Linked DNA regions of Homo sapiens: region 1 is linked to region 2. Evidence: chromatin loops called from intact Hi-C (ENCODE). Cell type or tissue: sigmoid colon. All regions are shown on one strand. Links, peaks and the distances in the headings refer to the core of each region. The heading gives the core; the rest is flanking DNA.

Evidence for each region. Hi-C counts contacts between places; a loop is a spot of excess contacts. Peaks named below come from ENCODE experiments on the same cell type or tissue, not always from the same donor. Only the 100,000 strongest peaks of a DNase experiment are listed, where the experiment ranks them.
Region 1: a loop joins it to region 2, with 2.5 times the contacts of the local background. A loop is called at or near these places in 6 of 110 quality-filtered maps.

What each region holds. Positions count from the first base shown.
Region 1 is chr3:152,095,518-152,099,922 of GRCh38, reverse strand. No RefSeq gene overlaps it. Among named protein-coding and RNA genes, the nearest start is that of LINC02917, 110 kb to the left of the region's middle. In sigmoid colon, for the core only: no CTCF peak of the experiment used is centred there; a DNase peak (open chromatin) is centred at 2,582.
Region 2 is chr3:152,154,994-152,159,398 of GRCh38, reverse strand. The region is part of intron 1 of LINC02917 (long intergenic non-protein coding RNA 2917); the gene reads left to right. Among named protein-coding and RNA genes, the nearest start is that of LINC02917, 48 kb to the left of the region's middle. In sigmoid colon, for the core only: no CTCF peak of the experiment used is centred there; no DNase peak of the experiment used is centred there; H3K4me3 peaks cover 670 bases.

The sequences.
Region 1 (4,405 bases), core at 206-4,205, 60 kb after region 2:
AGGCTCAACTATTTGGGGAGTGTGGGGAAAATCTACCTTCAGTCTCACTCATGTGGTCCTTTAATAGGTGAGCCTCATGTCATGGCAGCTGGTTTCACCCAGGTAAATGACCCAATAAATAACAAGAGACAGAACACTCAAGACAGAAGATGCAGTCTTTTATAACGTAACCTAAGTGAGATTCTCATTTCTTATGCTGATTCTGTTCATTAAAACATTAAAAGTGAATCAACAAGTTCAGATTATTCTTTTTTTTTTTTATAGAGTCTTGCTCGGTTGCAGAGGCTGGAGTGCAGTCTTACGGTCTCTGCTCACCACAACTTCTGCCTCTCAGGTTCAAGTAATTCTCCTCCCTCAGCCTCCAGAGTAGCTGGGATTACAGCTGCATGCCACCACGCCCAGCTAATTTTTGTATTTTTCGTAGAGTCGAGGTTTCACTATGTTGGCCAGGCTGGTCTTGAACTCCTGACCTAAGGTGATCCACCCGCCTCGGCCTCCCAAAGTGCTGGGATTACGGGCCTCAGCCACTGCACCCAGCCTGGATTATTCTTAAAAGGGTAGATTGTATAGAGAAATACATAACAGAAAGTGGGGATCACTGGAGATTATTTTAGAAACTGCCTATCACATGATTTAACATCATTGTTCTGAAAATAGAGGATTATTATATATTCACAAGTTTTCTAAAATTTCAGAATTGTTATAGTCAGGACACTAGTATGAATAAATAGAATGTCAGCTTATTATGGTTTAAACAAAAATGAAAATTTATTGACTCAGGTAACTCAAAAGTCTATATAATGGGACTACCTTCTGACTGACTACATTGAATGAATATTAGCAGGATGTCGTCTGTCACTCCTCTCATTGGTTTTACTTTCTTCTATGTGGCTTTATCTTCTGGCAGGCTCACTCCACATCATGTAAAGTCTAACTTTAGCAACCCCAGGGAATATGATTTGTAGTGGTCACTATGTCTTTGTAAAGAGTCCCAACCAACACTTTCATTAAACCTCATGCTCATTTCTGGATAGAAAGATAAAGTCCTTTGAGTAGCTAGGACTATGTAATATTCCATCCCTGGTGTGGGGGTTTGGTTACTCCTACAACAATCATATAAACCAAGTCTTGTAGGGAGATTTGACTCCAAAAAAAAAAAAAGTTACAGGAAGAAGGGATCATATTATGGGTAAACAAAAATAAAAATAAAGAAACAAGTAAATGAAAAATAACCACAGTGTTATGGGCTGAATTGTGTACCTCTCAAATTCATATGTTGAAGCCTCAGTCCTCAATGTGACTGTACCTAGAGATAGGGCCTTTGTGGAGGCAATTAAGTTTACATGAAGTAATAAAGGTGGGTCTCCAATCCAGCAGAGGTGAGGAAGAGACACTGGAGTGCTGTCTCTCTCTCGGCACACACACAAAGGAAAGGACATGTGAGGACACAACCGGGAGGCAGCCATTTGCATGCTAGGAAGAGAGCCCTCACCAGAAACTTTAATTGCCAACACCTCGATCATGAACTTCTAGCCTCCAGAACTGTGAGAAAGTAAATTTCTGTTGTCACTCAGCCTGTGGTATTTTGTTATGGCATCCCAAGCAGACTAGTACACATAAGAAAACAGCTGTCTATATGTTTTCAGCAACTTTTTAATACTATGCAGAAAAGTACACTTAAAATTGTGGTTTTAATAATTACAGCCCATTGGACTTGATGATTACAAGAATATTTTTCTGTTCTACATAAAATTCTGTTGTGTTCAGTAACAAATTACCCCAAACTGAATGAAATAAAACAACAGAAATGTATTCTCTCACAGTTCAGGAGGCCAGAAGTGCAAAGTCAAGAGTTTTGCAGGCTTGGTTTCTTCTGGAGGGTCTGGAGGAAATTGTTACAGATATCTCTCCCCGCTGCTGGTGGTTGCTGCATCCTCGGCATTCCTTGGCTTCAAGTTGCATCACTCCAATCTCTGCCTCCATCATCGCATTGCCCTCTTCCCTGCTTGTGTCTCTGTATATCTCTGCACTACTTTTAAGAACACCAATCAGTGGATTAGGGACCACCCCAATCCAGTATGAGCTCATGTTAATGTGATTATATCTGCAAAGACCCTTTTTTCAAATAAGATCACATTCACAGATACTGAAGTTATGACTTCAAAATGTCTTACTGGGAAATGTAATTCAACCCACAATACTTTAAGTTTCTTAAAAAAAAAATCGTGTTAACACTAGGTAGCATTTTCTTCCAGCTCCCAACATTTCACTTTGTTGATTCTTATGAATAAATAAGAATAATTTATAAAAGGAAGTTTAAAAATAATTATTTAATGATGACTTCCACTGTGCTAATACAGCATTTTATGAATAAATCTCACATTATCAGGAGTTTCTTATTAGAATGTGCTGTCAACATAAACTGTTAAAATTTATTTACTCACTTTCTAATTCATACTTACCAAATGATCTTTTTTTCCTACCATTGCACAGCCTGTAACTTGGTCTAGGTGTTACATGTTTAATATCACTCCACTGTGCCGAGGAAACTTGTTTAAACAAGTCACAAAGCTATGACACAGGGCAGAGCACTGAGGCAAAAACATTTTCAGTTTCTTCCATTTAAAGTCATGATGGTGTTTACAATTGCAGGCAAACTACAGGTTGTTTTACGTGTTAGGTCATTATTCTCCCACAGACCTTCCAAATCATATTCTGGATAAAAGCTGTAAAATTCCAGCCTCCACAATGACATTGTACCTACATATGAAATTCTTTGCCTGCCCTTGTTTGGCAGCTGGTCTGGAACTGAGGATTTGGGTTTTGTTGTTTTTCCTTCAGCAAGACCAATAGTTTCTTATAATATTTCTCCTAGAGCTGGAAATTTGAGATAAATTTTCAACATATTAACTTAAAATATTTTTGTTTGTTCCTTTACAATGCCAAACCAGACATTTTAAATTTGTATAAAAAAGGAAGAAGTCGTATTACCTAATGGAATGATTATTGTCTTTCTAATATTCTTTAATTTTTCCACTCTCTTAGCCTGAGTACCCTAGAATACAGAGTGTGAACCAAAACTTATGCAGAAATGTTATTTGGTGGGGGTAGCGTAGCTATGTGCAAGGGCAATAAAAATGAAGAAAAAAGGGAAATGAGGCAAGAAACGGGGTGGGCATGAATCCAGCGGTCAGTAATTTCACAAGAAAATGCAATACGTTGTTCAATCATATAGGATATCTCTGGAAAAGCCTGATGAAATCACTATATGTGGGAGCTCTTGGGTGAGGATGGGCATGAGGTAGAAGAAGCACAGGCAATTTATCTGATGGTTCAGCTGTCTCTCACTGGTCAGAGTCCACTCCAGGGGTATGAGCTTACCCAAGTTCCTGGGTTGCATTGCCCAGCTCTTCCACTCTTCCACACAGGCAATAGAGAAGCCACAGTCATCAAAGCTCTGACCTCAGAGGTTAGGAACAGTGGTTTCTACTTGCTGCATAGAGCCTTATGGATCTGTAGCGGTGATGGTAGTAGCTGGACTTTATCACCCAAGAAATTGTGTGAGCTAAAGCTAGGGCTCTTCAGGCCAAGAACAAGAACAGGGAGTTGAGAGTAGCCTATTGAGTAGCACATAATTTGGGACTGCTGAACTCACACAGCTATGGATATTCTGACCTGTGAAAGAATCACTGATTTATATGGCTGCAATGACCTTTAAAGACCATTTATTCCAAATGTGACTAAAACTGTGAAGAGACATTTCTACTTACAGTTAAAATGGACTAACAGGGACACGTTTTCCCCTCTCATCTGAAACAGTCCCCCCGGAAGGACAGGTATCTGAGAGTTTGTAGGCAAAAAAAAGGTGAGCCCAATGCATGCCAACACTTACTTCCTTAAGAGAGTTTCTAGGCCAATAGGGAGAAAACTAGTAGAATACCAGTAGATTTCCTGTGTAGGAAGATAGAGCTGAGAGTATGGGTAGACTGAGGCAGCTAGAGTTTGAAGGACTGAGTACCAGACAGAAGAGAGCAACAAACAGAAAACTCCAGAAATCTGTAAAAGATACCCTTTGAATTATGCAGCTGAATACTGACTAACAAATGTATGCAAAGAGGCTGTCCAAGGTTGAGGAATCACCTGCTAGTATTAAAAGTAACAGTGTACCACCAGTCAGATTAAAAAAACCCACAATTTAAAGGTAATTTGATAGAGTACACAAAACAGACTTGCCTGCCTAGTGAGCTTATTTAGTACTAGATTAAACACTGCTCTGACTCTGTCTAACAAATCATAAAAGTAAGATCCAAAGGGAATAAATCATTTCCAAGTAACTTAACTGCATCATGGAACAAAGCTAAGGAATATTTGCATGAAAACAGAAATATCCAACACTCATTGAAGT
Region 2 (4,405 bases), core at 134-4,133:
GAAGCTCCTTAACTTTAAAATCACGTATTGAAACTAGGATATGTAAAAACTTCGAATGAACTTCAAATGAAGAATAATGACATAAATTAATTAGGGCTGGATAAAGAATAAAATACCACTTATTTAAAATGCATGTACTAAGAATTCAGAGGAGCAGATAGGTTACACATCTGAGGTGTGTTTCTTCAGGTTTCAAGAAAGCACTCTATTTAGAAATCAGTAGCATGTTTTGGTTACATTTGCAGAATGGCAATCCACTGTTTTCTTTTTTAATTTGATTGTGATTCTAATGTTTGCTATGTCAAAGAGACTCTCAAGTGTTTTAAAAATCCTTTTATACAAACGTTTCTTTATTTGGCTCTTAATGTAGACCCAATCAAACGAAAGAGCACTGAATTTTGGGAAAGAAAAAATTAAAATAGAATGTCAGTCTAAATTATTTTAAATCTGTTGTGCTTATCAAATATTTTTTATTGATTTATATGATTTTTAGGCATCAATATGGCATTTCACATGTATACTACTGTTGAAATTTTATATTATATTGCAACATACTTGCATATTATTTTAATAATATGAGGAAAGAATAAGACAGGTGATTTACTATGAGTTAGTTTTCTTATTTTGTGTAAAGAGGAACTTTACGAAGGCCAATTTTTTTCCACAGAAACTTCTTCCTTTAAGTAGATACAGCTTGTCTGAAGTATGAATCTATCATTTAAAAAAAATAGTTCAAGCCTGTTGAAGAGGCTTTATTATTTTTGCAACCTGCCCAAACAGAATTTTATATTATATGATAGCTTTGTTACTTGTCAATAACCATATAATTCATTTAAACTTCATTACTTGTCAATAACCATATAATTCATTTAAAAGAGAAGAAACTAGGCATTAAACAAATATCTTTACAGTATTTAAATTAAAATGTAGCATGCTGATTTCTGACTAGGAAAATGAAGAATAAGTGCCAACAAGAGACACTTAAGAAACTGCTATTACTTCTTTCATCTTCCCAGAGAATTATCTGTTCTCTGCATATCAGAATTTAGGCACATCATCTCCAATTGTTTGTGTACCTATCAATCTATCCTAAGAGAATCCTAGGTCCTCCAAGATAGAGACTATTTTATTATGTTTTATTTTTCCAGCATACTCAACATGTTGAATGCATGAATAACTGTACATATGAATGAGTGAGTACAGACATAATTTTCGTAAAGTTTAAAAAATATTTACGACCATGATTCATGGTAAAAAAAATACATTTGTACATCGGGATGCAAAACAGAAGAGTGTGCATACACATACAAGAAAAAAACAAAAACAAAAGAGTTACAAATCAATATTCATCTTTACTCCATGTACCACTCTCTGGTATTTTCTATTCATATCTATTTCATTGGAAAAAATAAACTTCTTGGTGAACTAAATTGATTTTATAAATGAGTCATAAACTGTAATTTAGAAAACTAATTTGTGGAATAGAAAAACATATAAGAATCAGCTTATCCCTAATTTAACTTAAATACAGAAAACTAGTAAATATGAGGTATATTGACACTATCCATGTCATAAAATGTCCTGGAAATAGTACAGAAAAGATTCTTGAGGGTAAATTTTTGAAGAAGGCTTCGGGGAAAAGTTTAACTCTACTTGAACCTTAGCATTTTAGAATTTTGATTACAGAGAGAAGCTGAACATTCAAAGGTGTAGAAGGTAAGAACAAAAGCAAGAAAAAACAGAAATGAGTGTAAGATGAGGAGGTATGACAGCTGTAAAGATCACAGAGTCAGGCTTGGAGAGATAAAATGTATGAATACTAGACTGAGGACTTTATTAGGACCTCAAACAACATTTTCTCTTTCTCTCTTTCCTCCTTCTCTCTCTCTTTCTTCCTTCCTTCCTTTCTTCCTTCTTTTTCTTTCTTCTTTCTTTCTTTCTTTCCTTTCTTTCTTTCCCTTCCTTCCTTCCTTTCTTTCTCTCTTTTTCTTTCTTTCCTTTCTTATCACTGTAACATCAGCAAGCAAAACTTTTCCCTTTGGTCAAAAGAGATAGACAGGGAACACAATTAGTCTATTACAATATTATGAAAAAGAAGTGATAAAGATTAGGCTAATTTGGAAACAACTAAAAAAGAAAAGTAACTGATTGCTTAGGAGACCAAGCAACGTAGGGAATTAACCCTTTGCATTATAAGCTCTGTCATCTGGGAGATACTGGTAGTGATGACAGGAATAGAAAAGTTAGAAATAATGGACTGTTTGAAAGGGCTGTTTGAGTATTTTTGAGGCACCCCTTCTCTACACTAATGACTGTTTCAATACCCAGGCTTACCTTTCAACGTGAGAATGTGTAATGGTTATTTTTAGCTAAAGGTTTGCAATTTTCAAGTATGCTAAACTTCAGTATTGAGGCAGACTGCTGCAAACAGGCAAACATTCTGGAAACTGGGTAAATCAGATTGCTCGTGGTACAGCTCTCTAAATCTCATGGCTTACCATCATTGAGATTCAGCATATAATCTTGATTCAAAGGAAACAAACAAACCAGCAATCAAAAAATAGAGTAAAATAACAACAACAATAAATACATAAATTCTCAAGAAGCTAACTACATCAAGAAAACATTTTGAATACTTTACAAAACTTTCACTGAAGTTACTTATTTCATTCATAATAAAAAAATTGGCCTTAGGCATAATTTTCAAAAACTGCTTTGTTTCCATTTATTAGATTTTAGAATTTTTAACCAAGGCTGACATTATCTCCCACTACTTCTACTACTTTCCTATTCCCAAGTCACTAAAACTAAGAAATCACAAGAGTTGCCTCTAATAGATACTTTTGGCAAAAAACCTAAATCCAACAGATACAGAAATGTAATATAGAGCACCCTAAATCACCCAAGTCAATTCTCTTTGGGCCTTAGAATATTAGTTGAGTGTTATTTTCATGACTTGTCTGATTTTTCTTTTTGGATCTCTCTATCTAGAACAATTCAGAGGTTTTATAAATAATATCTTTCTATGGTTGATTCATTTTAACACCATGATTTTATGTAAAATGGGAATGTCTGGTTTGTCATTTTTATTTTTTTCTCGGACTGAAAACACACCTTCAATGAAAATAATAGTCAATGGAATAGGGTAAATATTAATATCTACAGGATTATTATGAGTTATTAAGGTGAGTATGGCAGTCTCACACTCCAAAGAAATGAACATCTACAACTTCAGAATGTGTTCAGATGTTTATAGCATACAACATATCATAACACTTCATAATTACAAAGCACCTTTCTTGAAATAAACTCTAGTCTATTTCACATGTTCTCATAGTTTCTTTGGAGTTGTTCCAAAGATACATTACTGTTTATAAGGTAAAGTGTGACACATGGCAAGTTCCTACAAAATCCATCTGAATTGAAGAAAGGAGATCAAAAACTAAGCAAGCTGAGTAGATGTCTCTGTGTGAGAAAGGCCCCTTCTGTTGTGATCTACAGAACTAATGAAAAGAATTTTTCCAGACACCACAGCATAGGGCTGCAGTGGGTTCTGCCTGTTAGTCTGGAGGAATTATTGTTTCAAAATATCCTCGCTGAATGTCAGGAATGCCCTAAGAGTCGTTTTTCCTCCTAGGTCCTAATGGCTCTTAACTTACATTAAAATGTTTTCTGGATTTATATAAGTGCTAATAATGACAACCTTTAGAAAAAATCCTGAGTTACATGTCATGGATTATTAAAACTTTACAGGAACAATTTACTTCTGGCAGGTCAAACAAAACTGGAACTTAGTAAGCATATTACCGCAGTGCTGCCTATTAGAAATGTCTTATGAATTAGTAAAAACATCTAAAATATTATTCTTCCTATGTGACAGCATATCTTATAAAGAACTAATTATTCAGAATTGAGTCACTTTTTCTGTTCTTTGCAATGAGTTTAAGTGGTAGGAAGAGAGAGGTAGTGTTAAATATCACAGATTCCACGACCATCCAGTCACAGAAGTGATTTAATTCTAGAAGGGTCTGAAAATAGTAATAGGATTATTACCAAAATATGTTACGGGATAACAGCAAGGATTGACTGGAATTGCTTATGTAAAGTTTCTGGAACCCTTTTAGCTGGTCACAAAGTTAGGGCTGAGGTGCTCTGCATCTTCCGCATCCTGCCACAGATAATTCTGTACAATCTGCAGAGATGGTAGGTAGTAGCTCTATACCATGCTTAAAAAAAATCGCAGTCCATGAAGTACAACCACATTCTCATAAATCACAGATGTGTTCATTATCAAAAGGATCCTCAAGTTTGAAGTAATTTCAAAGTCTGGTAGGCCTGTCTCATGAGCAGATTGAAAAAGTCACACACATGATCTGATAACACCTGGGAGATATACTTCTGCCCT